2 separate regions of the Homo sapiens genome follow, and region 1 is linked to region 2. The links are chromatin loops, found by intact Hi-C in ENCODE. Cell type or tissue: A673. All regions are shown on one strand. Each heading gives the region's core, and the rest is flanking DNA. Links, peaks and the distances in the headings are about the cores only. Region 1 has its middle 77 kb from the start of NAF1. Region 2 overlaps MARCHF1 (membrane associated ring-CH-type finger 1).

The links. A loop is a pair of places that touch in the nucleus more often than their neighbours do. Peaks named below come from ENCODE experiments on the same cell type or tissue, not always from the same donor. Only the 100,000 strongest peaks of a DNase experiment are listed, where the experiment ranks them.
Region 1: it touches region 2 in a loop (2.1-fold over the local background); 1 of 110 quality-filtered maps calls a loop at or near these places.

What each region holds. Positions count from the first base shown.
Region 1 is chr4:163,235,881-163,251,803 of GRCh38, reverse strand. No RefSeq gene overlaps it. Among named protein-coding and RNA genes, the nearest start is that of NAF1, 77 kb to the right of the region's middle. In A673, for the core only: no CTCF peak of the experiment used is centred there; a DNase peak (open chromatin) is centred at 6,633; H3K4me3 peaks cover 843 bases.
Region 2 is chr4:163,536,560-163,552,482 of GRCh38, reverse strand. It overlaps MARCHF1 (membrane associated ring-CH-type finger 1), which reads left to right. Exons shown (of 10, transcript NM_001394959.1): 9 at 6,740-6,887. Among named protein-coding and RNA genes, the nearest start is that of TMA16, 50 kb to the right of the region's middle. RefSeq lists enhancers at 1,829-2,328, 2,329-2,830, 11,163-11,662. In A673, for the core only: a CTCF peak has its summit at 7,891 (motif pointing right); a DNase peak (open chromatin) is centred at 7,922.

The DNA.
Region 1 (15,923 bases), core at 3,513-11,512, 300 kb after region 2:
CCAAGAATAAGAGAAGGTAAGGAAGCAGAATTGGGCAGAAGGAAACACTGAGCTGTAAGAATACAGCTCACTGAAGCATTCACTGAAGACCACCTCTTGGGCCACTCTTATCCACTTGTTAATATACAAGTTCTGGTGGGCCTCTTTTCCTGGAGTAAATTCATAAGAGTGACAAACTATAGTCCCTACTGCTGCAGCAGGTCTCAGGATTGCATCTGATATTCATTGCCTCCCTCCTCTACAGTTTATTTGACATTCCCTCACCCCAAGCTATCTCATGGTGAGGAGTCTGTTGTGACACATATACTCATCCTTGTGGAGTCTGTGCCCTTCTCAGGCTGTGATTGTTGCACTGTCTATCAAAATTGGGTGAAAGAGTAGCAAGAGCGGCTTAAGTGAGTTGCCTCAATGCCAATCATACTCCTCTTTTGCTCCCCCTGTGGAGAAGTAGCAAAGTGCTCATAGCAACTCCAAATGAAGCGGCATTCTCAGCACTGGGAGAACCAGAGCTGCCATCCTGAAAGAGTAACTGGATACCACACTAAAGTAACCACTACACTAGGTCAGGTCTCTGCAGTATTTGCCCTCATGACATTTATTTCATTTGTAATGAAATATTTGCTTATATTGGGTAAGTGATACCTCTCCTCTCCTACCATAATTCCTTCCTCTGATACAAAAGCAAAAAGACAAAGATTCTGTTAACAGAGATAAGAGAGTTATGCAACAAGAGGCAGTTCACAGAAGAAAGATTTTCTTTTTCTTTCAGATGTTTCCTCCTGAGAGACTTGAAGGACCTATGAGCATCCACCTACTCTTCCCAAAGATCAACTAGAGGGGAAAAGTATAGAAATAATTGACTGCAATCCAAGATCCTGAGGGAGATCGAAGAGCTTAAAGACCCAGGAAGAAGATTAAGTAAATTAACAAGAAAAGACTCCTCAATACACACCTAAGGTGGATTTTGTGATGTCGAATAAACTATGAGGAAAATAAAATACCACCCTGCACCATTCTCTGAGTTCCAAATTAAGGAAATGTTCTATTCACATAATTTTATGGTAATGGTTTGTACATCTGGCCTTTAGAGATGGTTTTGATTTTTAATGTCTGTCTTCTCTACCAGGGTGTGTGCCTCCTGAGGATAGTGACTGTGTCACTCTGAGGAAAGAAAGAATGAGTTACTCTGATCTTAATTTATTTAAGCAGAAGCTCACTCTTGCACCAGGACAGGACTGATCAGGGCTTTAGAGATTGTCAACAAACTTGCAATTCAAAAAGATGACAAAAAATTTGACATGTGACTTTTTGTAGATCAGAGAAATAGTGAGATACCTATTAAAGTAATATTTCTTTTCTTCATTCATGAGGGTTATCAATGACCAGGATAAACCTCCTCAAATTTATGACAAAAATAGAGAGACATTAATTTTACCATAGACTATATAATTGAAGTTACATGAGATGGATTGTTTTTTTAAAGTTATATAAGATATATATATATATACACACATACACATGCAGAGTGCATGCAAGCCCCTAAATCTTTTCTGTTCCCAGTATCAGATATATATATATATATTATATGGTTTGGCTGTGTCCCCACCCAAATATCATCTTGAATTCCCACATGTTGGGAGAGAGACCTGGTGGGAGGTAATTAAATCATGGGGGTATGTCTTTCCCATTCTGTTCTTGTGATAGTGAATAAGTCTCATGAGATCTGATGACTTTATAAGGCAGAGTTTCCCTGCACAAGCTCTCTCTCTCCTTGTCTGCTGCCATCCACGTAAGATGTGACTTGCTCCTCCTTGCCTTCTGCCATGACTGTGAGGTCTCTCCAGCCCTGTGAAACTGTAAGTCCATTAAACCTCTTTCTTTTGTAAAGAAAAGAGACATACCCAGTCTCTTTGTAAAAAGACATACCAAGTATCAGGTATGTCTTTAACAGCAGCATGAAAATGGACTAATACAATATCCTCTGTTGTCTTTCTCTCAATTATCAATCTTCACTTGTCAGTGTAGGCAATAGCCTCATGTGGACCATTTTGCTAGCTGTCAGATTTTTCTGTTTTTCTGTCATGTTATATTAAGGGTGTCATCTATTATTGCCATTATTTCTATCATGCAAAGGGATCACAGACATGCACACTAGGATCACATGTTGCAGGTATACCATAGGGTTTATTGGGCCAAAACTTACAAGCAGGGAAGTAGCAGAGTGCATGCAACCCCCTAAACATTTTCTGTTCCATAGCATAAACTGGGGTTAGATATATTGTATGTACCATGGACAAGGTGCAAGCAGAGAGGAGCTTGCCATGACCAGCAGGCTTGAGACAAAGCTGAACACAGTATGGGGAGCACTTTCACCAGTGAGAATGAGTCCACCTCAAACACTGTGTTGCCTATTTATAGATTACCTAAGTGGGACTTGGAACATCTAGTTTCTCTAGGCAACAAGAAAGATATCAAGGGATGTCCAGAAATAGCACAAAGCAATATGCATACCAAGGGCCAAGGTCTGCCCACCAAAAGCTCTGGGAACAACCTTGCCTGCCAGGGATGCTGACATCATCCCAAGCCTCGTCTCTTTGCAGATGGCAGCTGAGCCAGGTCTTGGCTAAACTACCAAAAGAGGAAAGGAAATATGCTTCCAAGTCTATTCAGATTTGTCTCTCATCAACTCCTCCTGACCTTAACGATCTTTCTAGAGTGCCTTTCCCTACCACCAACTTTGACCACATTTCTGAGACAATGACTACTTGATGCCTATTTCCTCTTTATTGTCTTTTATATTTCATCAGTCTTGGACTTCTTTCTCTTCCTCCTCCTCCTTTTTGCCATCCTTTATTCAACTGATTATTATGATTCAAAACATTTTCCATTTTGGACATGACATTTGGTACAACTCTAAAATACTTGTCACATTGAAAGGCTACTGGGTGTCCCTGTATGCACTGACTTTGCTACACAGCCCTGGGGTTTAATCTCTTGGTGCCTTATTTTTTTTTCACTTTTGTTATTCAGTGATCATTAAGACAGGTAATTTAGGTGAAAGCATTTTAGACATTATAAGTGCTGCTCAAGTCAAAGACATTATTGAAGCTATTTTAATAGCAGTGGTGGAGAACTTGCTACAGAACGTTCTGGCCTTTCCCTTCATCTGACTTCATACAGACTGGGTAATACTTCTCGAACTAACAGGAAGCTCAGAGAATAATGTCTGCTGCTAAACTGCACTTGTTGCATTATTTTAAGTAAGCATTAGAAAATTATTAAGGTACAGAGCTTTGAATAATGGCTAAACAATATTTAATAATAACTGTTAAGGTTCTAAAACATACAACCTAAGCATATCATCTTGAACTATCCTTATTTCAAATCCATTGAGCCTCTTTCCATTTCTGTCTCTCAATCTTTGTCACTTTTAATATGACAGCCTTGTATAAGATGAATATAAATTCTACAGATATTGAGTTAGAGGTTCATAGCCATGTTTAGCCATTTACTAACTGTATGCCTTTGGAAACTTAACCTTGCTGAACCTGAATTTTCTTAAATATAAAATGTGATGATGATATCTACCTTGTAGATTTGCTATGAATATGTGTATTCATTAAAATTTCTTTCCATCCGGGTGCGGTGGCTCATGCCTGTAATCTCAGCACTTTGGGAGGTCGAGGTGGGCGAATCATTTGAGCCCAGGAGTTCAAGACCTGCCTAGGTGACATGGCAAAACCCCGTCTCTACAAGAAATACAAAAATACTCATTGGGTGTGGTAGTGCACACCTGTAGTTCCAGCTACTCAAGAGCTGAGGTGGGAGGATTGCTTGGACCTGGGAGGTGGAGGCTGCAGTGAATCCAGATCATGCCACCGCACTCCAGCCTGTGCAACAGAGCAATACTGCATCAAAAACAAAAAACAAAAAACAAAAATCAGGGAAAATGAGTTCTTCCATTGCAACTAACAGAATACTTAATTAAAAGAGGCTAAAGCAGGCTGGGTGTGGTGGCTCATGCCCGTAATCCCAGCAGTTTTGGAAGGCCAAGGCAGGGGGATCACCTGAGGTCAGGAGTTTGAGACTAGCCTGGCCAATAGGGTGAAACCCCACCTCTACTAAAAATACAAAAGTTAGCTGGGCATGGTGGCGGGCACCTGTAATCCCAGCTACTTGAGAGGCTGAGGCAGGAGAATTGCTTGAACCCAGGAGGCAGAGGTTGCAGTGAGTGAAGGTCACACCCCTGCACTCCAGCCTGGGTGACAGAGCAAGACTCTGTCTCAAAAAAAAAAAAAAAAAAAAAAAAAGGCTAAAGCAGTGAATATGTGTATATATATATATATGTATGTGTATATATATGTATGTATATATATATATAGGCAAGAAATCAAGGGTTGGATAACTATAAGATTGGTTCATTTAGTGGCTACAGAGTGTCATGAGGAAGTGAGGTTTTTTCATAGTTCTTTTCAGATTGTTTCATCCTTAGACTTGAACAGTCATGCAAGATGGCTGCCAAAATACTAGGTTCAATCTTCCTCATCATTGCTGCCAAGCAGGAAGGCTGGTTTTATCTCAGATATCTCTGTATGTCTTGGCTTTCCAGTCAATATTAGGGCATATGCCCATGCCCTAACTGTCAGGGTATCTGCAAATGTTAGTATCTGGCAGTTTTTGTCTCTATCCTAGGCGATGAGCCATGAAAGCAGGGAACACACAGGTTGGCCTAAGTCGGAAACCAATCAACACTGCCACCACGGGCAGTGATACATAGTAGGAGCTTCATCAATTTTAGTTTCCCGATTTCCTCATATGTCTGGTTTTTTTCTCTCTCAATCGGTTTTTTTGCTTCTATTTTTCTAATTCTCTTCATGTTTTTTCTTCATGCCCCTTGTCTTCATTGTTATTCCTATTCGGTTTTCTACTCATAATACAAAAATAAAACATGTTATCAATGTTTTGTGGGTTTTGTTCTTTACATAAAAGAAAAACAGATTAACTGAATGTTTTATTTTTCTCCGTAGGAAAAAGATAACAAAATACGTTTTATTCAGTGACATTGATTTTTTTTCTTATATCTTTCATATTCCTGTGTCTTGGTATACGCATAAATATAGTGAATACCAGAAGAAAAACAGAAGAGCAAAGGCAGTGATGGGAAGGTGCACTTGTATTTAAAATGACAGGTCCTAAGAATAAGAATAAATGGACTGCAATCCCGGATAGTCCATTCACTAACTTTAATGTTTTAGGCAAGCTCTGTAAACTTTCTCTCCCTCTGTTTACTCGTCTATAAAATGGGAATAATAAAACTACCTGCCTCATGGACTTTGTGATAATTAAAGGAGAAAATGCATGTAATGCTCTTAATAAAACCCTAAATTAAAACTTATTTGTCTCAACACTCCCAGGCAATAAACTATAGGAAAAAATGAAGCATTTGAGTTCAAAGTTGGGCTCTCCAATCTAGCCTCAGGTCTTTTATGCCAAAGTAGCTTTCAAATGATTAGAAGCATGCTTTCTAATGTCTACCTTTCATGGAATAATTTATCCTTCATTCTTATTCCTTATTCTTGCCTGTCCACCCACCGCCAACTGAATGCTCTTTTAAATTTTATGAGAAAGAATCCCAAATCTATAGGTCTAACTTGCAACTCTTTTATGAAATCTATATTTACATTTCCAATCTCCTACTAGATATCTCTATTGAAACATACCATCAGCACCTTAAAACACCACTGATTGACTGCATGGATTTAAGCATGTTAAGTAAGTTATATCTGGGGTTCTCTGTTTCTTGTGTTAAAAAAAAAAACAGGGTTGGGGAATTAGGGGCTGTGGGCTAAGGGAATAACTTCTAAGACTTTGTACTAACAGTTTATGATTCCATGTCTAAAACTAAAATTATCATTCTCCCTCTCCAAACTGCTTCTATTTCTGTCTTTTCTGTGTCAGATTTATAACATTAGAGCTATGAAAACAGATTCAAGAATCAAACATAATTCTGTCACTGTCATGTTCAAAGCACTTCAGTTGTTTCTCATTACCTGAAGAAAATAATTCTTCCTCAGTCTGGCATCACTTGCCTTTTCAGGCTACTCCCCATCATTCCCTTTAACGCACATCACACTCTATCAGTGTGTCAGTGTAGGGGAGAACATTTTTCTATTTCCTCTGCCCGTCTTGGATTCATTGGCTGGGGAGGTTGTAAATGAGACTGACAAAAGACAGATCACAAACAAACAGATGTTTATGAACATGTGCACAGTGCATACACAGGAAAGTGCTCAGTGATGAGTAACTCAAAAGGGCGGTTAGAATTTGGGGTTTATATACCTAATTTAGCATAATAGAGTGGGGAGAAGGGTACTTACAGAAAAGCAAATGACTTTTTGGAAAGGTCAGTGGGCTCTTAGGAGAATAAATGGGAGATATGACAATGTGACAATGTCTATGAGATACGACATTGTGACAATAGTCTATTTGGCTGTGGTGCCAATTTCTCAACATTTTATCTCTGAGAAGAGATTAGAGTTGCTCCCAGGGAGGGGATTTATGATAATTGAGTTCTTCTGACTTCTTTTGAGAGCCTCTGCTTTTAGGCAGATAAGGGACTTCAGGAATTCAAATGCCTTCAGCTCCAAATAATGCTTATGTCAAAGTGGCATATTTTGGAGTGGCATATCCTGATCCCTTTCATCAGTTTTGGCTTCCGTGAACATTATTTTATTATGCCTCAAATGTACTTCCTCCAGTACAAGTGTGGGAAGTCCTGTTACTCCAATATCTGTCTCAATTGCCCTCTCCAGTGCCGATCACAGACACTTACTCCTGTTTCCTCATGGAGCCTTCTTTAAAGCTCCTTAGCACATAACATCTGATTAATATTAGAACCACTCACTTGTTTTATTCCCCCATTAGTTTGTAAACTCCTTTAGGCAGCAGCCATGTTTTGTTCATATAACCTGGAATTCACACTAGTTCAAAACATTTTATGATAGCTCATATAGTAAAAACAAAAATGCTTGTGGAATAGAATCATCTTTACAATGCTTCAGATGTCCAAATTTGCATGCAGTTTTGATCATACATTTAATTCAATGGGATCAGTGAGATGTTTTAAAATCTTAAACAGTTTATTTAGCCATTTCCTGGTGTTTTCACTTTGAAGATTTTATTATTATGCATATATTTTTGTTCAATTAAAATGTAGTCACTCTTGAAATGTGTAACACAGGAAGACAATACGGCTTATTCTCATTTAGTAGATATTTGTAGTACATTTTAAGCTCTTTGAATTAAAATCTATAGAAATGTTAAGTATTATTATGTCATATCATTAGCATTTTGGCTGGAAACCTCTCCCTCTAGGCACATATGGGATTTTTATTTTTATGCATAAATTTGCATAGCTGTTTCACTATCTTTCACAGACGAAAGTCTTTAGACATTAACTTGACAAATATCATGATCAAGTCATCAGTTTCAGTCTGGTTCAGTGGGTTTGAAACTTCTTAACGGAGATATTTTCGTATCTACTCAGGCTTCAGTAGTATCTCTCTCTCTCTCTCTCTCTCTCTCTCTCTCTCTCTCTCTCTCTCTCTCCCTCCTACAAAGAGGCGCTTAATTAGTAGTGGCTGTACATTGACTTAATGAACACATTCATTTTCAAGAATAATTTAAATAATTCTACTTTGTATTTTCAAATAACTCTATGGCAGCATAAATATTCAGACTGCCAAGTTTCAAATAACTATGGCAGCATAAAATATTCAGAAACAAGTTTCTTCAGAATGTAATCACCAATTTTACACGAGAGATATTTTGCACAGACATGTGAGTGATTGGGCTGTGGAATTTCATAGCTTATTTATTTTCTTTAATCTTTATATAACTTAATGTTCTGGCATCATCAGCCTACACGTGAAATATCGTGACACCTACATTAACACTCTATCTGTAAACCCTCCTCTGCTTGACTGCAATATTCCCTATCCTTATCTCCACTCACATATGTATGAGTCCTGCTTGCTGTCCTTCCCACAACTCATTGGGCTGGGCTCCCATGCCTCAGGAACAGACAGGTCCACAGACAAACAGACCTCTGCTCCTGCTGCCCAATAAAGCTGTCACTGGTGACAAAATTATTTGAGCCTTGGAATTGTTGAGCTGGGGCTCTCTCACCATACTTGCCAAGTGAGAGAAATGTTATCCTCTGTCTTACACTCAATTAATTGGGTCCCACAGTGACTTTGCTTCAGTGTCAGAGTTTCAGAGTCAAAGGAAACATCTCTTTCAACTCCTACACAGTCCTCTTCTGCACAGAGCACTGAGATGCCATTAGAACTGGTAACTGCCACCAAGCTGTGCTCTGAGCTATCATTTTACTTCAACCCTAGAGCCTCATTTAAAGTTGAGATGATTGTGTTAGATGCAATCCCCTCTCACAGAAATTTAATATCAGAAACCCCATCATCTCCCATGTGTATGACTACTGCTAGGGTATTTATCAAACTTGTCTTTATCTGAATGCCAGTTATGGGCAAAGTTCAAGTCTTTCCCTCACTCAGAATACTTTCCAAATCTTTATTTCTCAATGGATGCAAGTAGATACCCAAGAACTCTATTAGATAGGAACATCTTACTCTCAGGTAACCGATTTTGGCTTTTATCATGGTACCTTTTATAATTAAAACTGGTACTAGAACAATTTCTACTGAAACATAAAAAATAAAAATGTTCCAATGTAAAAATATAAAATTGCAGCTGTTAGCATAAACTTCCTAAATCAAACTGTCAAGTTTCACATTCTTACTCATCAACTTATTACTTCCATTACCTTGAGCAAATTTTTTAGTTCTCTATTGCTGTGTAACTGATTCCCACAAAATTAGCAGCTTAAAACAAGGTATGTTCGTTATCTCACAATTTCTCTGGGCCAAAAATCTGGGTGTGACTTAACTGGGTTCTCTGCTTCAGTGTCTTTCACAAGGTTGCAACCAAGCTATTGTTTGGGGTAGACTCTTATCTGAGGCTAGACTGTGGAAGGATACATTTTCAAGACACGTGGTTGTTGGCAGGATTTAGTTCCTTACAGGCTATTAGGCTGACAGAATCAGCCTCTTGCTAGCTATTAGAAGGGGTCCTCTTTCATTCTTTCAGTTCCTTGCCATGTAGATCTTTCCATGTGGTAGCATGTTTCTGACAGAGACTTCCTGTAAAAACAGAGTTAGGGTCAAATAAGAAATGAATCTTTTCATTATCATCTCCAATAAGTTCAAGAAGGGAATTGTTGGTAAGAAATCTATTTTTCTATAAGAAGAGTCATCAAAATAGAGGGAAGAGGCACTCCATCACAGTTTCAATCAGAATGCACAACAGCAAAAGGGGTAAAAAGTAGGAAAAGGAATAGAAAAGAGTGAAGTGAAAGATGTTTGCTTATCTCTGGGTGAAAAGATAGGTGAAACAGGTTATTTGGGGAAGAATATGACAAATCGGTTATCACTGGGTGTAGGAAACTTAAGTCAGTGGATTTAAGGAGATTTAAGGAGAGACCAGGATCAAATGGTAAGAAAGTCCAAGCTTATAGTGGACTTTGCCTCTTTTTTTTTCTTGCCTATCCTCTGAATTGCCACCCAAACTCTTTAGCTTGATAATGTGAACAAATTCACATCAAAGTTATTTATTATTTATAAAGACTGCCCAAGCTGCTGCTAAATATAGTATCTTTTTTGTTTTAGAAGAATTTTATTTTAAATCATCTTTAATAATAGTCACTACATCTATAGAGTGATTCTTGTTTTTTTTTATATTTAACACATGATATCTAACTTAGGAGAAAATATGAGACTTGGAAAACAATATAAACCAACTAGACCTAACAGATGTGCATACACTACTGCACACAACAGGATAATGCGCTTTTATGAAGGGCTATAGGTTATACTCCATGAAATAATCTATGTTAGGACAGAAAAAGAGGTTAAATACATTTAAAAGGATCAAAATCAAAGAAAGTATGTTCTATAAACATAATAAAATGAAACTAAAAATCAGAAGCCAGGAGCAGTGGCTCCCACCTGTAATCCCAATGTATTGGGAGTTTGAGGCAGGAGGACCACATGATGACAGGAGTTCAAGACCAGCCTGGGAAACATAGCAATAATTTGTGTATACAAACAAAAAAAATGTTTTTTAATTAGCTGGGCATGGTGGTGTGCACTTGTAGTCCCAGCTATTCAGGAGGCTGAAGTGAAGGATCTCTTGAGCCCAGGAGTTTGAGGTTGCAGTGAGCCATGATCACACCACTGCACTCTATCCTGAATGGCAGAGCAAGACTGTGTCTCAAACAAACGAACAAAGTCAGTAACAGAGGAAATTTTCAAAATTCATAAATATGTAAAATTAAACAATAGTCTTAAATAATCAATATGCAAAAAAAGAACTCACATAAGAAGCTTCTAACACTCTAAAATAAATGTAAACAAAACACAACATTTGTGGGAGACAGCTAAAACAGTGCTTAGAAATAAATGTATAGCTGTAAGTGGCTCTGTTAAAAAAAAAAAGAAGAAAAAAATTTTAAATCAATAACTTAACTTTGTACTTTAAATAACAAAAGAAAGGAGAGAAATCTAAGCCAAAAGAAAGCCTGGAGAAAATGATAAAGATTCAAGGTAAAGAAAATAAAATAGAGACAAGAAAAACAATAGAGAAAACTAACAGAAATAAAATTTGGTTCCTTGAAAAGATCAACAAATTTGACAAACCTCTTGCTAGACTGCCAAAAAAAGCTCTCATATTGCTAAAATTAGGAATAAAAGGCAAAACATCACTACCAACCTTACAGAAATAAAAAGTAGAATAGTATGAACAATAGTATGGGAAAAATTAGATATCTTAAGTGAAATGAACAACTTCCTAAGAAGACAAAAACTAACACAACTAATTCAAAAAGAAATGTAAATCTTAATAGCCTTATAGGGAGAAGTTGAATTAATAATAGAAAATTTTCCACAAAGAAAGGCCCGGGACTAGATGACTTCACAAGTGAATTCTACCAAACATTGAAAGAATTAACAACAATCCACAAATTCTTAAATATCAATCAATCACTTTATATCTCAATTCATTGATCACTTCAAATCTTATAAACATAGTGTTTAACATTTGATAAGATCTAGCAACACCCACTCCTAGATATATGCCAAGGGAATGGAAACACATGCCTGTTCAAGAACCTAATAAATGTTATGGAATGTGAATGACATTTTAATAAAGCTATTATTTGAAAAATAATTAAACTGTAGAATATAGAATAGATCTAAAGAGAAAAGGAAACTTTTATATCTATGCAGAAAATGGTTTTTTTGCTGAAAACTGTATGCTTTTTCACTTTTAAACTGCCATATGTTTATCCGTTGCAGATTATTTCAATCATGTTTGCCCATGTAATTATGCCAAAGTGATTTCAAAATAAATAAATATATTCATTCTCTTAATTTGGTTGTGTCAAAATCAGTTATGCCTGTCAAAATTGTCAAACCATGATGAAATATATGTGCAAACAAACTGAAATACATTAACTTTAACAAAGAGTGCAACAAGTTTCTATTAATTATTGGAACCACTATTTTGCTAAACTTAGATGTATAGTAACCAAATTACATAACTTCTTACATAAAGTAAGGGTACTGTAACTTTAAATTTCAAATAAAAGCATTTGCTTTTTCTAGTCAAAGTAAAAAATAACAGCAGAAGCAGCAGCAAAAAACAATAGAAATTATTTTGCCTCCATTTCCCATTGGATTACTTTCTTCCTTTGAAAATAATTTACCAAAATCTCTTTTTTAATGTCAAAAAATGAGTTCCTAGATGTTTCTATACTTGAAAAAAATAGTCATGGACAGTTTGTTTCAAACATCATAAAACTCTGCTAGGCTATAATGATCCATTTATTTTTTCAGCCACCTGGGAACTGTGGGTTGTGTGGGTTCTCCAACTATCTCTTGATTATGTCCTTGGAAAGGAGTAGTAGGTGCCATGCCAATGTTCTTTTGGTATTCTCTTAATGCCAAATAGATCATGTTTTGAATCCTTGTCAGTCTTATCCCTTAATACTAAATGAATTCAGTCCATAGTCATTAAATAATACTGTGACATATAATGGTAGAGTTACTGCAGCATTCACACAGCGGTGGCCAGGATACTAAAAATGTGATGGCAGCAAGCTCTATTTTTCCTTGTTTCTCTTCTGAATTGCACAGATATCTATATAATGAAACCACAAGCAGCAATGTGATTATAGTCAACCCTTTCCTGGGGTTCCATTAAAATGTCCCAACATGAATCAGATTGATTATATACTTCAATACCAGTGTATTTCAGCTGCAAAATTATACAGACTGAAATATAAGACTTAAAATAAAGTCTAGGTTAAGCACAGTGGCTCACACCTGTAAACCCAACACTTTGGGAGGCCAAGGCAAGAGGATCACTTGAGCACAGGAGCTTGAGACCACCCAGGGCAACAAAGTGAGAGACCCCATCTCTACAAAAAAAATGTTTTTTTTAATTAACCAGGTGTGGTGGTGTGCACTGGTAGCCCCAGCTGCTCTGGAGACTGAGGCAGCGGGATTGTTTGAGCCCAGAAGCTTGAGCTATGCTTGTGTTGCATTCCAGCCTGGGTGACAGAGCGAGACACTATCTCAAAAATAAAATGAAACGTAGTCTCATTTATTTATTATTTAAACCTGCCTGGTTAATCACAAGTCTACATACCCTCCATTGACTAATTAATTTCATTTTCTTTTTAACATGTTTTAATTGACACTGTAATTGTACATATTTATAGGGTACCATGTGATATTTTGACATGTGTGTATGTTATATCATGATCAAATGAGGAGAGTTAGCTAATCCATCAGCTCATGCCCTCATCATTTCTTATGGTGAGAACATTCAAAAGCCTCTTTCTGGCTATTTTGTATAATACTTTACTGGTATCCATAGGCACCCTACTGGGCAATTGAACACCAGAACTTATTTCTCCTATCTGACTGTAACTTCATACTCATTGAATCCCTCCCCATCTTCCCTTCCCATCTCCTCAGTCTGTGGTAACCACTCTACATTGATTGATCAGCTACTTTTTAAATGTCATAGATTCACCGAAAGGCCTTTGGGTTATGAGCTTAACCTTAAAAAGCCAAATAAAATAAAAAGCCAAATAAAAAGCCAACCCATCAAAATTTTAAAATACTTATTTGATATCTTTTAGTTTTTATTTACACAATCCTAAAATAAGGTTAAGAGCAATTATATTGAAATATACGCACAATTTAATTCTAAGACTAAAGCAGATCAATAAAAGAAACAGAAAATACATTTTGTCTTTTATCATATTATAGATGTGTTAAAAATTCAAATATAAATTTATTTTCAAAGTTTGTAGTAGATACACTGATTCATTCAATCACTCACTAATTAAATTCAATGATTATTTGTCAAGTACCCATTATGTCGGATACTGTCAGGGATCACTTTGAACATCAGCTGTATGATCCGTTTAATAATATGAACAATAATTAACATTCGAGTGCTTTTATGTGGCAAGCAGTGTCTGGAGCCATTACCATTTTACAGAAAATAAAACTGAAACACAGAGTGGTTAAGTCACTTGCCAAAGGCCAAAAGGCTAGGAATGAAAGTTGGATTCTAATAGAGGCAACCTGACTCTGAAGCCATCATGTTTCACCACCACTAGGCTCCTCTGCCCTTATACTATACCCACTGCATGCTACATTTCTCTCTCTCTCTCTCTCTCTCTCTTCAGTTTTAGCAATATGCAGTACTTTGGCTACACAATTTTCTTTCATTTCTTTATCGTTCTAGAGTTTTCTATTTTTCCTCTCAACCCTTGATTGTTGGTTGAAGTATCCATATTTTTAGGTCATGTTGATATCAGGCACATCACAGAACCCTGATCTAGACAGTGCCTTCATCATCTGATCCTGTTTCTTAGTTTTTCATGAGGATCTTTGAGGTCCCGAAATGGTAAGAAGCTTATTCAATTCGCAGACTTGTCAAATTCAGTGATTTGACCAGTTTAAGCAACTAGCTAAAGATACTCATCTTATTATTTGTTCACTCTGACAGTTTGTAGCCTTGGTTTATAGAGTAATTTGTATGTCAGACAGGAGTTGTTTCAGTGAGTATCCTTTAGGGATGTCTCTAGAAAATCACTTAATTCCCCAGGGGTTGGAGTTATATTAATTCCCTAATTATATTAGTCACACATTTCAAATTAAGTTATGCTTTTTTTCTAGAACAAAAAGCAAGAGCTACTATAATCTCCAAGGCATACATGCTTCAATAACAAAAAAAAATTTTCAAGGACTTGATGGCAATTCAATTATATCAAAAAGTAGTCAATGTTTTGTATCATGAAACTTGTGCCTTTTTTAATCAATGAAAGCAAAGCTGAAAAAGGTTTTTTGAACATTTTGTTTCCACTTTAAAAAGTAACACAATAACTATTTAAATTAAGAATCACAATAATTATGAAAAAATTGGTATTTAATACTGCCATAAATTTATAAATAGTAATTGTCTGTTCCCTTCCTTGGTTTTATTCACTCCTCTTTCTGTTGGAAATGGAAATTGATATGTTTTTTTAAAATAGAATACTCTAACCTACTCTGAGAGTATGAGATCAACACTATTAATGTCATGGATCTTTATGGCAGGAGATAAGTAATCTGCATATGTTATCTTAACCCCACAATAACCTGATGGCACAGGCAGAACCCAGGATTCAAGGACTGTCAATGACCTATATAAGATCAGTGACATGGTATTGCTGTTTGCTCACCAGATCTCAACTTGAATTATATTTCCCAGAATTCCCATGTGTTGTGGAAGGGACCCAGCAGGAGATAATTGAATTATGGGGTCCAGTCTTTCCCATGCTATTCTCATGATAGTGAATAAGTCTCACGAGATCTGATGGGTTTATCAGGGGTTTCCACTTTTGCTTCTTCCTCATTTTCTCTTGCTGCCACCATGTAAGAAGTGCCTTTTGCCTCCCACCATGATTCTGAGGCCTCTCGGTAGCCATGTGGAACTGTAAGTCCAATTAAACCTCTTTTCCTTCAGGTATGTCTTTATCAGCAGCATGAAAACGGACTAATACAGTAAATTGGTACCAGGAGTGAGGTGTTGCTGAAAATATACCTGAAAATGTGGAAGCAACTTTGGAAGTGGGTAACAGGCAGAAACTGGAAGAGTTTGAAGGACTCACAAGAATACAGGAAAATGTGAGAAAGTTTGGAACTTCCTAGAGACTTATTGAATGGCTTTACCCAAAATGCTGATACTGATATGGACAATAAAATCCAGGCTGAGGTGGTCACAGATGGAGATGAGGAACTTGCTGGGAACTGGAGCAAACGTGACTCTTGTTATGTTTTAGCAAAGACACTTGTGGCATTTTGCCACTGCCCTAGAGATCTGTTGAAATTTGAACTTGAGAGAGATGATTTAGGGTATCTGGCAAAAGCAATTTCTAAGCAGCAAAGCATTCAAGAGGTGACTTGGGTACTGTTAAAGGCATTCAGTTTTAAAAGGGAAACAGTATAAAAGTTCAGAAAATCTGGTGCCTGACTAGGTGATAGAAAAGAAAAACCAATTTTCTGTGGAGAAATTCAAGCTGGCTGCAGAAATTTGCATAAGTAGCAAGGAGTCTAATGTTAATTCCCAAGACCATGGGGAAATATTTCCAGGCCATGTCAGAGACCTTCATGGCAGCCTCTCCCATCACAGGCTTGGAGGCCCAGGAGGAAAAAGTGGCTTCATTGGCCAGGCCCAGGGTCCCTGTGGTTTGTACAGCCTAGGGACTTGGCACTCTGTGTCCCAACCAC
Region 2 (15,923 bases), core at 4,441-12,440:
CTTTGTGGAACTGTTTATTACCGTTTTTCAGTAAGACTGCCAATTACTTGCAGTGGTATCTTTACCCAAACCTGGGTCTCAGTTAACTACTTCCCCCGATTCTAAACCGCTGCGTGCACACACTGTCTCAAGATGGTAGCTGTTAATTTGCTGTCTATATTTGGGTTGGTGATCTCCCAGGTCCATCTGGACACATGGCCCATTCCTCACTGTTTCCACTTGCAGTTCCTTTGGATTGCAGATCCTAATCTTTGGTGCAGTACAAGACCTTCTTGTACTGTTATCAGGAGAGACAGAGGAGCTGCACTTAATCAGAAAATAGTGTCCCCTCACATTGGGCCATGTACAAAAGATGTCAAATGATTATCACTGGTGGACCTAACGTGGAAGAGAACTAGGGGAGAAAATGTTTTTTTAAGGAAATGATAGACTCACAGAGCATTTATGGCTATTATATCTGAGGTTTTGACTCTTAGTAAGAAAGCCTTCATGTACATGCTTATCTGTAAAGGGACTTATATTAGTCCCTTTTTGCACTGCTCATAAAGACATACCTGAGACTGGGTAATTTATGAAGAAAAAGAGGTTTAATGGACTCATAGTTCCACATGACTGGGGAGGTCTCACAATCATGGCAGACAGTGAAAGGCATGTCTTACACGGCAGCAGGCAAGAGAGAGACCTCATGATCTAAAACCATCAGATCTCGTGAGACTTATTCACTACCACAAGAACAGTATGGGGGAAGCCATCCTGATGATTCAATTATCTCCTACCAGGTCCTTCTCATAACATTTGGGAATTATGGGAGCTACAATTCAACATGAGATTTAGGTGGGGACACAGCCACTATATTACTGTAATTCTGAGAGAACAAGTTTGCACTTGTGTACACTTCCTGATTTGTGTCCAACAGTGAGTGCCTTAACTAGTGAACTTTACCAGCTGCCTACCACCTACCTGGCTTTGTTGTTTCCTCCCTATCATCAGTTTTGTAGCAAATTTCACTAAAGGTCTGCAGAGGTCAAATTTTTCTGCTGGTCTTTTAAAATACATTTTTAAGAGGGAAATTATTTACCATAGGCATACCTCTGAACTTAAAGATTTATTAAGGTTCAAGAGTTACTCCTCATAATTAAGAGTCTGTTGTTTAGTTCTCTCCCAGAGTATTTGAAATTGTTACTAGTATAATTAGATTTTAATAGGCTTTTATGTTACCTAAACACTAATTTGAAAAGTAAAACAAAAAATGAAAGTTTGCTTTAGTGATTAATGAGCTAACTCTGAATCATTTCAGTTCAAATAAATGAATTATGTAATTTTTTTCAGTCGACCTGAAATATTTAAATCACAGCCAGAAAACAAAACTCATTTGTTGATTACCCTTTCCTGGACTACTAATTAGTTCATGACAGGGAGTGACAAGTACTACTTCTGATATAAACTCCACGGAGGTCACCGTGCAACTCTGCTAAGTGTCATCCTTTAGGCAGGTGGTTCTCTAACTGTAGCTTGCATCGGAATCACCTGAGGGCTTGTTAAAGCACATTACAGGGTCCCCATCGCCAGAGTTTCTGATTCCGTGAGTTTGGTGTGGGGCTCAAAATACTGGGTTTCTAACAAGTTTCCTGATTGCTGCTGCATCTGCTACTGGGGAACACTGAGAACCACTGCTTCATATGAATGGGTCCTCTAGAAATTTCTCCAGCATAGCAAGTCCAAGGATTTGTAAAAGGTTTACTTATTATCCTCCAGCACAACATATCTTACTAAGGCATGTAAATAATGTGATAACCTTTACACTTGCTGTTTCAGGTATTATTTTCGCTCGTCTGCAGCAAAATCCAATATGACAGGCAGAGCCAGTAAACAATTAAAATGTGGCTTTGCATTTATGCAAAATGACAGGAAGAACCTGCACACCTGGCCGGCTGGGAGCTCCTGGGTCTGGCGGTACCAAAAAAAAAAAAAAAAAGGGCTACCGTACTAGCTACTGTTTGGGCCTGGCGCCACCTGGTGGTAATTTTTTGGTCTATCATTCTATAGATTGAAAACTCTAGGTCACGTGACTGTTACGGAAGCTGGAAACCATAGGTGAACTGTCAAGAAAAAAGACGAAATGGATTTAATGGATTTGGCAAAGTAGTCCCTACCTCCTGCTTTTTTCTTTTCTTTTCTTTTCTTTTTTTTTTTTTTTTTTTGAGACGGAGTCTCGCTCTGTCGCCGAGGCTGGAGTGCAGTGGCGCGATCTCGGCCCACTGCAATCTCTGCCTCCCGGGTTGAAGCGATTCTCTTGCCTCAGCCTTCCGAGTAGCTGGGACTACAGTCGCCCGCCGCCACGCCTGGATAATTTTTGTATTCTAGTAGAGACGGGGTTTCACCGTGTTGCCCAGGTTGGTGGCGAACTCCTGCGCTCAGGCAATCCGCCCGCCTTGGCCTCCCAAACTGCTGGGATTACAGGCGTGAGCCACTGCGCCCGGCCTGCATTTTTATGTTATACAAATAAACTGCCTTTATTCTTCACTGGTATAAAGATTTAAACAACACTTTTCTGTGGGCAGTACTTTTAAATTTATATTTTAGGACAGAATATAATGCAAGTAATTTGAATTAGAAAACCTGACCCTATCATGCAAAGTTTGATTTAACTTCATCAAATAGACAATTTCACAGAAACAATGTTTGCATCAAGTTATACTACAATTCAGAAAAAACATACAGTCATATTTTTCTAAGTGAATAATAGAGTTCTGTTGGATTTCTTTCTATTGTTTAGTGGCTTCTGCAAAAAAAAAAAAAAAATCAAAAGCAAGAACAGTAAAACAGGCACCAAAGGCCCAGGGACTGTAAAGTCCAAAGCGAGGTTCAAGACTACCTATGCAGGAAGTGCTAAGATTTTGTGAAACTACTTTTGCCTAATCTTAGCTCATCCCCCATCTTCAAGGTATAAAGGAGAACTTGAAGACTAAGGAAGGGCAGATCAGAGGGTCGGCAGTGTAGACATTGGTGAAAAGTATGGTGGTGTATGTGCTGTCGTGCGTTCCTTCTCCCTGACCTTTGGGAAACGGGAAAGGGAGCTGCCGTCTTACCATTTCCACCAGCTTCCTTGAGACCCCTTGGAGAGATAACGTCTTCTCAACACCGAGAGACTTGAGGATAAAATATTCGACTCAGGCCCAAGCAATAAGCAAAAGAAACTTTACTTCATCACTGACAAGGCAATAGTTTGTATTTTCTAGGGGGCATGTGGGAAAAACTAACATAGAGTCATCTCCAAAGCGGAGCTCAAGAATTTACAAAAAATTAGCCAGGCGTGGTGGTGGGCGCGTGTAGTGTGCCTGAGTGAGGCTGGCACTGCTGAGGCTGATCAGGGACCACACTTTGGGGACCTGAAGAGGATCTTCTCAGGAACAACCTTCTCTAGAGGTGTAACCATGGTAACAATATACTCCTGGTAACAGGGCCATAAGTCACACGTTATTTGGTAAAGCAGGACAGGGGAGCAGAAATGCTATGAAAAGTTTCACAGATTATCACTTGCCTATCACGAAATCTTTTGTGAACTGCCACTGAATTTCAGCATCATGAATATTAATTGAAGGCACTTTCATGACAGCTTTGTTAAAATAAGATTTCTATCCTTATCCTCTCCATTTCTCATTCTTAGTAAGGCTTGCAAAACATACTGAAATTTTGTAAACAAACCTGAAAAGACAATATGAAGGGAAAGGTTTATAAAATACATTGATTTCTGCCAGCGCCATTTACTGAATATTGCATGCAGTAATGTAGTCGTTAGGAAGAGGGCACTGTGGCATTACATTTACTTGTGTGCTGTCTAGTGAGTTTCTAAATGGTTCCTGTAAGGATTTATAAAGTGGAAAACGTGGATGGTTCCCTTATGCTTCACTTCTCCTTAGAATGTTAACTGCGATTTAGAAGTGACAACTTCAGAGCTTCTATTGTCTGGAACTAGATGAATCTTTACAAATGATTTGGTCCATTCTTGTCAGCCCCACTGATATTTTTCTATTTGAGGAGCCTTACTTTTTAATAGTGTTCCAGCCATTTAATCAAATTGCTCCATAGATAGAAGTCCCAATTTTAATAGTATTTTAAGCCAATTTTATAATTGAGGGTTGATTTGATATGAATATTTCGTTACTGCAAGTATTCTATCCACTTGCAACACAGAAACTTTAAAAACGTGAAGCTGTTTTTCCATACCAGCTTCCACTTTTTATCTGTCTGTATTAAATACTGAAGTAATTCAAGGAATATTTATTAAATTGCAAAATGCTATTGCCAAATAATAATATTCTATGATTATATGTGTTATTCAGATTAATACGACAATAAACCAAAGCCAAAACAGGATTTTTAAAAAATCAATCTTGCACGGACATGAGGTTTTGAAAAAACTCAATTAACATTAAAATCTTCTCAGTTCAAGACTGATTAATTCAAAATAGAGTCTAAATTGAAACATCTGTTTATTCCTTAATCACATTATTAATATTTACCCTTTGTTATGCTTGGAATAATATATAAATATAGTTTGATAAAAAACAAAGTACAAGATAAAGAATGAATTTTTAATTAACTCTAACAAACTCCTTCAAGGAAAATTACATGATGATTGGCCAGTAGGAGGAGAGGAAGGGATGGTGTTTGTAAATAAAATATTTCTTTCTCTAAAATGTTTAAACTGCTCTAGAGCATCAAGGTCATACTTGAAGTATCATGCTCTCTTGCAAATGAAATTATAGGCTCTTATTCCATAGACTGGAAGAGAAGCTAGGAAGTATCTATTTAATTCTTTTACCAATAATTGCATTTGACAGCAAGTGGCAGAGACCTGGGAAATAATGGCTTAATCAGGAAGACAACAGGATGGCCAAAGGCAAGCTGTTGCTGATTGGGCTGAGAAAACTCCAGTTCTCAAGATTTTTCCTCAAGATTGCAAGATGAACACTCTCCCACTTAATTATGAATTCCAGGTAGCAAAGAGCAGAAAATGAAGGAAAGGACAATACCTACATTAGAAAGGCAAAAACTTAATGTCCCACTAGATATTGGCTCACATCTCATTGCTGGAAAATAATCAATGTACACCTGAGCCAAGAAAGGTTGGAAAGGCAGCTTTAAGATGGGCACAATGCCGACTCTAATGAATTAGTTTGTTAACAGAAGAAGTGAAGAATGGTTATTCTCTTCTCCACCTCTGTCACAGCCTCTGTTGAAATCTGCTCCTCATGAAGACGAGGCAGTGAGGCCCAGAGAGAGTACATGATTTTAACCACGTCTCAAAGCTGGTGGCAGAGACAGGACTTTATGTACCACAATGTACGCCATCTTGTTTTTGGGTTGTGCATTGAAATCCACATGTGGGATGGTCAGGTGGGGAAGGAATGGGGTCTTCTGAAGTTCTGAAGATTTTGCTTTAGTGAGGGCGTAATAATGTAAAGAATCCTAGATTATTAAAAGCTTGGCATGTCAGTTCACGTCTAATAAAATCACTGTAATTTTTTAATGGAAAGAATGCAAAGAAAAATAAAAACACAATTCCTAACATAATAATGAAGTGATACTGTAGCTACAAAGACATTAAAATATATTTTGAGAGGCTATTTCTTCAAAGTAAATATGGGAGATATTCCCTTATGGAGACCATAACTTCAATAAAACTTGCGGCCTTCTTCCTCTCCCAGACTGAGGGAGCAGCCCTCAACTTTCTCAGGAGTGTGATTAAAGGACAGCGGTCGTCACAGTAGTTACAACCCTTACGGTAGCAGCAACTAAAGGTTGCTCTAAAAGAGGCTTCAGCAGATTTTCTAGTATCGCCCAAGTGATAAAATTTGTTTTTCTATAATAGTTGTGAACAGAAAATGTTGACTTTCTCTTGCAGGTATCATTCGGTCATTCAAATACTTATTAAATTTATACATTCAAGAATGTAAAACTATGTCCAGTTGTGTGATAATCCAAGAAGATAGTGTTACCTATTACTACGTATAACCTAGTACCACAAGGAAGTGATAGGCAGAATCCTGAAAAGGAAGTTTTTAATTGTTCAATATTAAAGCTATCTCATTCTTGGTACAGATGAGGAAACTATAGACTTGCAAAACAGAAATGACTTGATTTAATTCATTTGGAGAATAGAAAATTATTTTTGTTTGCAATTTAATATATATCTGAGTTAGGCCGGGCACAGGGGCTCATGCCTATAATCCCAGCACTTTGGGAGGACAAGGTGGGGGTGGATTACTTGAGCTCAGGAGTTTGAGACTAGCCTAGGCAACATGGTGAGACCCCCATATCTACAAATACATAAAAAAATTAGCCAGGCATGGTGGTACATACCCATAGTCCCAGCTACTCTGGGGGCTGAGGCAGAGGTTCTCTTGAGCCTGGGAGGCAGCGGTTGCAGTGACCTGAGATTGTGCCACTGCACTCCAGCCTGGGCGACAGAGTGAGACCCTGTCTCAAAAAAATACACACACACACACACACACACACACACACACACACATATGTATTTAAGTTATATGTAACTCTCTAGGTTATAATTTCATATCTCTCTAAACATGAAGACTTATTTGAATATTACAGTGTCATCTGAAATTGCAGATATTTACTGTTTTTCTTCCATTCATGATCTGTGTCTGGGAAATAAAAGAGGAGCAAAATTTCCTAGTTTGCAATTCAGTTTTGTGTCCTTCATTTCTGATTGCAGTGGGAGAAACTACAGATGACCACAAGTGAAAGGAGGAAAATATTCTGCTCTGTCACATTCCACGTAATCGCGATCACCTGTGTGGTTTGGTCTTTGTATGTATTGATAGACCGGACAGCGGAGGAAATCAAGCAAGGCAATGACAATGGTAAGAGCACATCTTTCTTCTTACCCTCTTGGATCCTAAAGACAATACTCAGAGGTGGATAGGGAAGTTATTTCCCCAGGTTAGGCCTTCATCATGTATGATACACTAGAAAAGCTAGTATTTGCTATTGATTCTTCCCTAATCATGTTATTGATTAAAATACTCTGATTAAAAAGCATTAACTATATGGAGTCCCAAGCTGAGATGTGAAATTCATCAAATCCATATAAAACTTAGTGGCAGTTACACACAAATGGCACACACCACTTCGGGCTTTTTGGGAACTGAATAAGGATCAAGTTCTGCCTGATGTGAAAAGGCAAATGGCTGTAAAAATGAAGGTTTCTCATTTTATTTAATTCACTCTAGTCATCTCTCCTTTAAAGCATGAAGGAGATGGCATTCCAGTAGAGAATGTGTTATAGCTCTTTAGTTAGTACTATATAGTTTGATAGAGTGGGTTAGCACCATGGTTTGACATTTTAGCCATGCGAAGTTTGATTGTGAAGGATGGTGTCAAGTCTGCAAAGAAAAATGTTTCTAAATCAGTAAGGCATATTCTCACATTAAAATGGGTAAGTCACTTAAAACAGAAACAAAAAGAGAAAGCACAATGTCTATAAAATATTATTTTCATGTGTGAAAGGACCCAGTTCTGTTTCTCATTGGGCCCTATAAGTTTTCATACCTTATCCAGCCTAAATCGTTGGTGGTAAAACAGTGAGAAACATCCCCACACTCCCGCAGGAAACAGTATTTAACCACTGATGCCTCTAGAAAAGACATTGTTCAGATAGTAACATTTTGAGTTTGTAATGTTGTGAAAAATGTTTGCACATCCCTACACCCAGAGAAAAAATGGAAGAAAATGAAAGAACAAAAAAAGAGAGGAGGTAAGAAAAATATAAATAAGGAGGAGATTAAAACACAGAAAGGTTGGTTACTTCTGCATTTCTGCGTGGGGATTCATAAACACAGAAGGGGAGGCTCCATTCTCACACTCGCCCTCTAGGTGGCAGCAGCACACGCCAGCGTGCACCGCCCTGAGCATTTCAAAAAGCCGAAAGGGGCTGCGGGGATAAAGGGAAGGCCAGGACCCACGATAGGAATTGTGGATGGGGTTTCTGTGCGTCAAAGAGGGGATGGTGACAGCGTTCCAGGTGCCACTGTCCTTTTCTGGAAGAAAATGAAAGCACTACCGTGTCGAGTCTAAATGCTAGAAAAACAGTTAGGATGGGGTTTTGTGGGTTGTTTTTATGTGTTTATTTATTCCATATTAACTCATTTACATACCATTAATATCAAACTACATTGTTTGCAACTACATTATGTACTGTTTCAGAGAGTCTTGATTTTAAAATGTCACATTACATCCTTATTAAATAAGTTCCCTGAGGGTAGAACTTTCTTTTTCTTTTTTAAATCCAATGTCCTCTCTTGATATAGGTACTGGCCCAAGTAACAAACAGTGTGCTGTACATCCTGCAGTCGCATATGGATGGAAAAACAAAAAGGCATCCCCACCTCGCTTCACCCAATGTCTTACCCTAGAACTCTAGTGTTTTCCTAGCAATCAAGGGCAGACATGATACCCTTAGATTAGATGACACATTTAGAGCTCAGCATTTGAGAACCACAAATTTCCTCCAGGTAATGTAGTCTCTCCCCTCTCCCAGTGGTCACCCTCACTTGGCCTCTTTGTAGTAAACTGCAGAGCTCTTCTCCTCCAGCTACATGAGAAGGAAAGAAAATTAAGAGCCCTTCTCGTAGATGTAAGAAGAGGAAGCAATCTCACGTCATGTATACATAGACCCTCATAGACACCCATAAGAAAACCCCTCTCTTACATTTATTTTATCCAACCACATTTCTAAGACATGTGACTGAATAGCAATCATTTACCCTACAATGAACACGATGGTCTCAACTTCAGCCACAAAAATATCTCCAAAAACCAAGAAACTCATGGCTCCATGCTTTCTTCCATTTTTCTGTCTCCTTGCTCATTCTGTAGGCCCCCGCTGATAACTTCCCAAATTCATTTCCCACTCCTACTGTACTCCAACCCATACATCCACCTATCTTCTGAATGATTGTTTGAAAGTCTCAGCGTGTCGCAATGCATAATCCCCTACCACTTCTCACTCTAACACCTGTGGGAACGGCACCACTAACATCTAGTAGCCAAACCCAGATACACAGCTTTCACTCTGATCTCCTTCCTCTTCTACCTTAAATCAATCACCAAATCCTATTCACTCTGTCTCGAATGCCTCTGGAATCTGTCCATTTCTTTCCTTCCCTATGGCTACCATCCATGTGGAAACTATCATATTTTTAACTTGAAAACTGCAGAAGCTTCTTGACTAGACTTTCTCCAGTTTTGCCAACTTCAACCCAACCCATGCTCAGTAATGTAATCCCAGCAGATTTACAAAAACACAAATCTAATCACATCCTATTCCCACTTAACCATTAAAAGGTAACCGAAATTCCTCAGTGGGACTATGCTGCCCCCGTGACCTAGTTGAAGCCAGCTAGGCCGAACATTCATTCAGCTCCTCAAATCTATATCCAGGCCCTTGCTCAGCTTTCCTCTCTCTGTAAAACATTTCCTTCCAGCTTCTCTTGTCCACCACCACCACACACACTCAAACACTCATATATTCTCACACACCTCCCTCATCCCAACTCAGCCTTTGCAGTTTACCTTAAACATCACTTCCTCTGGGAAACTCATTACAGCTCCCTGAAGTAGGATCGTTATTCCTAGCACAGTGATTCTCAAAGTATGGTCCTGGGACCAACAACATCAGTATCACCTGGGCGTTCACTAGAAATGCATATTTTTAACCTCCTGCTTCCCTAGACCTATGAAACCCTGATGGTGGAGGCCAGCAGTTTGTACTGAAGAAGCCTACAGGTGATTCTGATGCTGGCTAAGGATGGAGAGTCACTGCCCTACCACGTAGTCCCATAGCATCCTGCATTTACCCTCCCCAGGGCTTCTCCACATTTACTGCATGGTAGATTACCTGTGGTATGTTCCTAATGCTGCAAAGCTGGGCTTTATCCCCAGAGGTTTATACTTAGTCACCCTTAGATGATTCTATCATGCAGCTAGGGAAGCTGTGCCTGACTGTGAAACTCACCACATGCCATTGCAATTGCTCATTTAATTGTCTGTCTTCCTTCACCTGCTCAGAGCAGTTGGGGGCTTTCTCTGTCCTGCTCACCACTACATCTCCCCGGTGCTGAACACTGGTCTGGGACCAGGCAAGTAGTCCGGTCAACACTGTACAAGGAATGATGAAGTGTGAATGCCTGGTACCTAAGCTTTTCCACCTCTTATTTTTCTTTTAGAATTGTTTTCAAAATATTTTTTTCTTTCTCAGCTGTGGGTGGGTGCAGGATTCCAGACAGTAACCTCCAGTGGACTCTTCATGACAATCAAGGGTCCGTTTCTTAAAGGAAACTGAAAATGACATGATTTTTATATTTGGCATTTAGAGCCAAAGCAAAACAGAAAGCAAGATATGTATCAAGAAGCAGTGTCCGTGGTAATTCCTGTAGAGCCGCTTGCCAGCGGGACAGCTCTAGAACTTGGGTAATTTCAAATGGAAACCATAGTGACTTTCATACAGGGAATCATTTGTATTTATGTTCAAATTATATTTAAACCTGCTTTCCAATGTGCACATTGAAGAGGAGTGTGGGCATCTGTATAAACTGTTATTTCTTTAATCTTCCTGTGGCATTGGGACTGTGAGTGCTGATCCTGAATTTACTTGTAAAGTTGTTGGGAAAAAATTGCCTAACTTAAAAGAAGTCAACATATTTTAAATCCATCTTGAAAAACCTTTAAAATATTTTAAAAGAAACAAATTTGTCCTTTTTCAGCCAGAATTGAGGTTGAATATAAAACAGCAAAATCTTTTGAACTGTAATGATGATCCTGGAGAGAAAAAAAATTCCTCATATGTCTGTAAATGGTTGTTCTTTTAGATTAAATAGTCATGATGCCACAGAGAGCCCTCATCTCTCTTTCCCCTGCGATGACAGGAAAAAAAATAGCAAATATATGGTACTTGGAGCTTTAACACCCTAAATAAGCCTATCGCTAAGTTTAATTTGGGCAACAGTTGTTATTCTTGCCTTATCTTTACATAGTCTAGAAGAATGCTTCAGTATATTATCTGTGTATAAACAACAAAAATACAAACCAAAAACAACTACAACAATTTACAATATTAAAGAGACTGTAGGTGTAGATAGTAAAGTTGCCCCAGAAGTATTTCAATGTATACATAAGGGACTAGCATAACAAATTGACTTTGTTTTCATGGCTGACTCACTCCCAAGCCTCCAAGCTCCTCCAGGGCAGAGGCCTTGCCTCATTATTCAGAAAATACTTGGTGTTAGTAGAGGCTCAAAAAATGTTTGCTGGCTGTGGCTGACTCCAGCAGATGAGAACAACCCAAAAAGAATAAACACTGGCTTGAGCTAGTTGTCAGAAGGCCAGGGTTCTAGCTCTCCCTTGGTCACTGACTAGTTATTTTTTTTTTCCTTTGAGACGATTTCACTCCTCTCGCCCAGGCTGGAGTGCAGTGGTGCGATCTTGGCTCACTGCAACATCCTCCCCTCAGTCCCCCTCCCTGGGCTCAAGTGATTCTCCTGCCTTAGCCTCCCAAGTTGCTGGGACTACAGGTGGGAATCACCGTGCCCAGCTAATTTTTTGTAGGGACAAGGTTTCATCATGTTGCCCAGGCTGGTCCTGAACACCTGGGCTCAAGCGATCTGCTCGCCTCAGCCTCCCAAAGCGCTGGGATTCCAGGCGTGAGCCACCGCACCCAGCCTAGTTATCTTCAATACAATGATTAATCACTCTGAAGCTCAGTTTTTTCATTTGTAAAACTACCAAGGTTGGAGTGAGTAGCTGCTAAAAGTTATTTCTATGATTTATTATTCAGACAACATGAACTTTACCTTGCATCAAATAGATTGAAACATGGCTATATAAATAATGTACATATATGACACATAATTACTCATGGTGAATATTACCATTAAAACAAGTTAAGAAAAAGGTTATAAATATGTGAAACAATTTTGTTGTTGTTAATAATCTACCCAACTGGAGAGAAGCAACCAGGACAAAAGTAAAGAAGAAAACCCGCTCCCCTCTGCAACCCCAAGGCCCCAATAGCCACCCACACACACCCTTCCTTATACACACACTTCGTAGTTCTGCATACCCTAAGCACCCAGCCAAAATATTCCAACTTAGAGTGAGATGCTTTCTGTAAATACACACAGCCACTGTCACTGTTAAGTGAAACAGGTTCTCTTCTGCTGCTTGGTTGATTTAAAAAAGCTTTTAGACATGCTCTAGGTGTCTCCAGTTGCATGATCTCCTATATAACATTTGCAGAATACTCTGAGAAATCAAATTTCAAAGCTGCAAGAGACCTTAGAGATCATTATTTATAGATGAGGAAATAAGCAATTTGCCTGATCTCCAGCTGTATTATAAATGCCCACCTGGGAGCTTCTGCTTTACCCAATTTGACTTAAAGAGAAAATACAAAAGTGAGATGTTACAGGTATGCCCCTGTGCCTTCAGGGGAGAGGAACCAGGACCCCATTCTATTACCAAAGGAAATATATTTTCAGAGAAACAGTATTTCTGGAAAGTAAATGAGTCTAAAAGGATCTGGTAGATGAACTCCAGCTGATAAGCCATTGTCACTGTGGTCTGAAAGGTTGGCAGAAATATTTCCTAACAAATACAATATACATAATTGCTACTTAAGCATTTAAGGGTGTTTTAGTTTATTTTTTGATGGGATTTCTGAGCATTTCTCCTGACGAAGGGAATTGTAACTGCAAGAGATGACCAGAAACACACTATGACTAAACGCCAGTGGCCTGGCTGACAACTAACTAGACTTCCTCCCTCTGTGATTCTGGAGAGAAGCTTACCTTGAGTCAAGCTGGGACACCCTAAACTTATAACACAGTGAAGTTAGAAAGATCTTACTGGTAGACACCTGTGAAAGCCCCGCTCTTAACCTACAGCTGAATCAGCCAAAGGTGTGTAGCGTTCAAATCACACAGATAATAACAATAATGAAAACTTATATTTACACTTCCTATGTGTCACGCACCGTTAATTTGTTTAACTCACACTAACAACCATATGAAATTGGTAGATACTATTACCTCCAATTTTAAGTAATGTATCAGTTGGCTTTAGCTTTATAAAAACCATCCCAGGCTGGGTGTGTTGGTTTAAGCCTGTAATCCCAGCACTTTGAGAGGCCAAGGTGGGCAGATCACTTAAGGTCAGGAGTTCAAGACAAGCCTGGCCAACATGGTGAAACTCTGTCTCTACTAAAAATACAAAACTTAGCTGGGCATGGTGGTGCATGCCTGTAGTCCCAGCTACTCAGGAGGCTGAGGCCAGGAAATCTCTTAAACCCAGGAGTCAAAGGTTGCAGTGAGCTGAGATCGCACCACTGCACTCCAGCTTGGGTGACAGAAGCAAGACTCTGTCTCAAAATAAATAAATAAATAAATAAATAAATAAATAAAAGCATCAGGAGAGAGCGAAACCACCATCTGCAAACACACTTAAAGTTTCCGAATGAGTTGTGTTTCCTATTGTCCTATTGGCCAAAGCAGGTCATATGACCAAGACCAGTGTCAATAGGTGATGGGATACCCCAGGACAGGATTACCGGGAGGCATGAGCCAATCAGGGGCTATTATTGAAACAAGCTATCAAGGATAAAGAAATTGAAACCAAAGAAAATAACAGAACAGGCTTAATATCTCAAGGAAATGAAATAGCTATCTGAGTTTAGGTGGATAAAGATGTAAAGACTGAAGTAGACTCTTAGGAATAGGGTTCTTCGGAATAAAATCCGTACCCCTCGAAAACAAGTGGAGATTTTGCACAGGAAAACTACTCTTGAGAAGCCATTAACCTTAATAAGAGAAATCCTCTTAGGGCATGGGCTGTAAAGAAATTAACCAGAAGTCTGAATCATTTGGGGATTTGGCTATTCCTTAGCCAGGAAAGAGATGAAAAATTCAGTCCGTTGCAGAGGTCCTGTTTATAACTAATGCTTAATTCTCAGGTTCCTGGTGGGGAACCTGAGCTCTTGGATAACCCATGTTGGGTCCATGTCTCCTGACCCAACTCCAATAGAGTACAGGATTAGGAAGATGTGGGGGATTTGTGTGTGTGTGTGAAAAAAAAAAATTTATAAATTTTACTTTTTTATTTTTGCCTTTTCATTCAAGTTTTTTAAATACTGTTACTTTTAACCTGGACATCCCAGTTTCCTTCTCTGCCTTGCTAAAAATAATCTTGTCCAGAGTCAGACTCCCAAGAGTCTAGAATGAGCTGTGAAGTCCATCTGCTTTTCTTTGTCTAAAGTGTTTTCACTCGCTCTTTAAATGTAAATTTCCCTACAAACTGTGGACTGAAATTTCTGGTTCTGGTGGCACTAGACTTTAAGGCTGCAGCATTTTGATTCCTTTAGGTCTAATTTGTGAACTTTTCAATATCACATTCAAGGGCAAGACTACAAACTATCTTAAGCCTTTCCTGGAAAACCTATTCGCATGTTGATTGTTTGGGAATGGCCTGGAGGATGCTGCAGCCTGCAAGTACCAGATCACATATATGTGACTGTAAAAAGGAGTCCTGGAAGAATTTACTTTAATAATCATATTAAATCAACAAAAATATTGAGACTGAGAACTTATCACTCTTCCTTGTGGGATTAGCATAACATGGAATGTGAATGAATCAATTAAAGTTAATATGAGAGACTACAGTAGCTTTCTATTTCCTCAGAAAATGGTGGTAGAGAGAATGCCTGCTCTTTTAATTGCTGTCCAAGAATTTCCAAGAAATGTTTCCCCTTAATGCTTGAGAGGTAAAGATGGGCAGAGAGTTTATTATTAAACCTACAGAAACTCCTGCAAAAGTATTCCAGACACAAAGACAGAAGTAGAGATGGGTTCTTGGGCCTCAGATAAATGAGCAGATGCTTGAATTGCCTAAGTTAGATTTTCCAAATTCCTCTGCGAAATCGGCAAATAGAAACAACTTTGTGCTCCCGGCATTTTGAAGTGCAGGATACAGCTTTATATATGACTGAGGACAAAGATACCTTGAATTGTACATAGGATCCCCAGGGAAAAGATTTAGTGCCTTCCTTTCTCTATCATTGTCCTTTTTTGTGGTGTACATTCTTTTGTCTTTGCTAACAATAGCATAGAAACTGACTAGTCTAACAGAATGTAAGAAGACAATTGGCTGTGTCTCAATAAAAGGAGGCAAGTACATCTTCCTGATGAAAACATTCTTGAAAAATCCATTTAGCCCCATTTTAGCATCTCCTCTCAAGATGTCCTTAAAGTGAGTTTTCCACATACAATCCTTATAACCACTCAACAGTAATTTATTTTGTAGAAAAAAATCGTGTCCACTTATTTGAAGGCAAGAAAAAGAGCTGGCTGTCTGTTAAAGATGGTCATTTGGACAGTAAGTTTGTATGAAGGCAAGCAAAAGAGCAGGCTGTCTGTTAAAGATGGTCATTTGGACAGTAAGTTTGTACTCAGATGGCTTTTGTATGTGGGGATTGGGGTGCTCTGCACTCTAAACTTAATGGAGGGGTTTTGTGGGAGATTTGACTTCCCAGGAACATATTGAAGGATGGTGTGGGCAGGGGAAACTGATTCAGAGATACCTTGTGAAGGAAAGTGGAGGGATCAGGCTGAGTCTCCCAAAAAGGGCAGAGAAAATGGCAACTGTTTCCCCCTGGCTCAGATTCCCAGGTATATTATAGGCTTTGGTCACTGTTTCTGGAAAGAGAGGTGAAACTTGAGTGGACTTTTCTTTAGATTGTCTACCATCTAAAGCATAGCTTTACTGACAGTGAAGAGGGGTTGTAAAAGCTTTCATTTATCCTTGAAATACCTACTGAGCAAGGAACTATGGAAAACAAAGTCCAGCCCAGA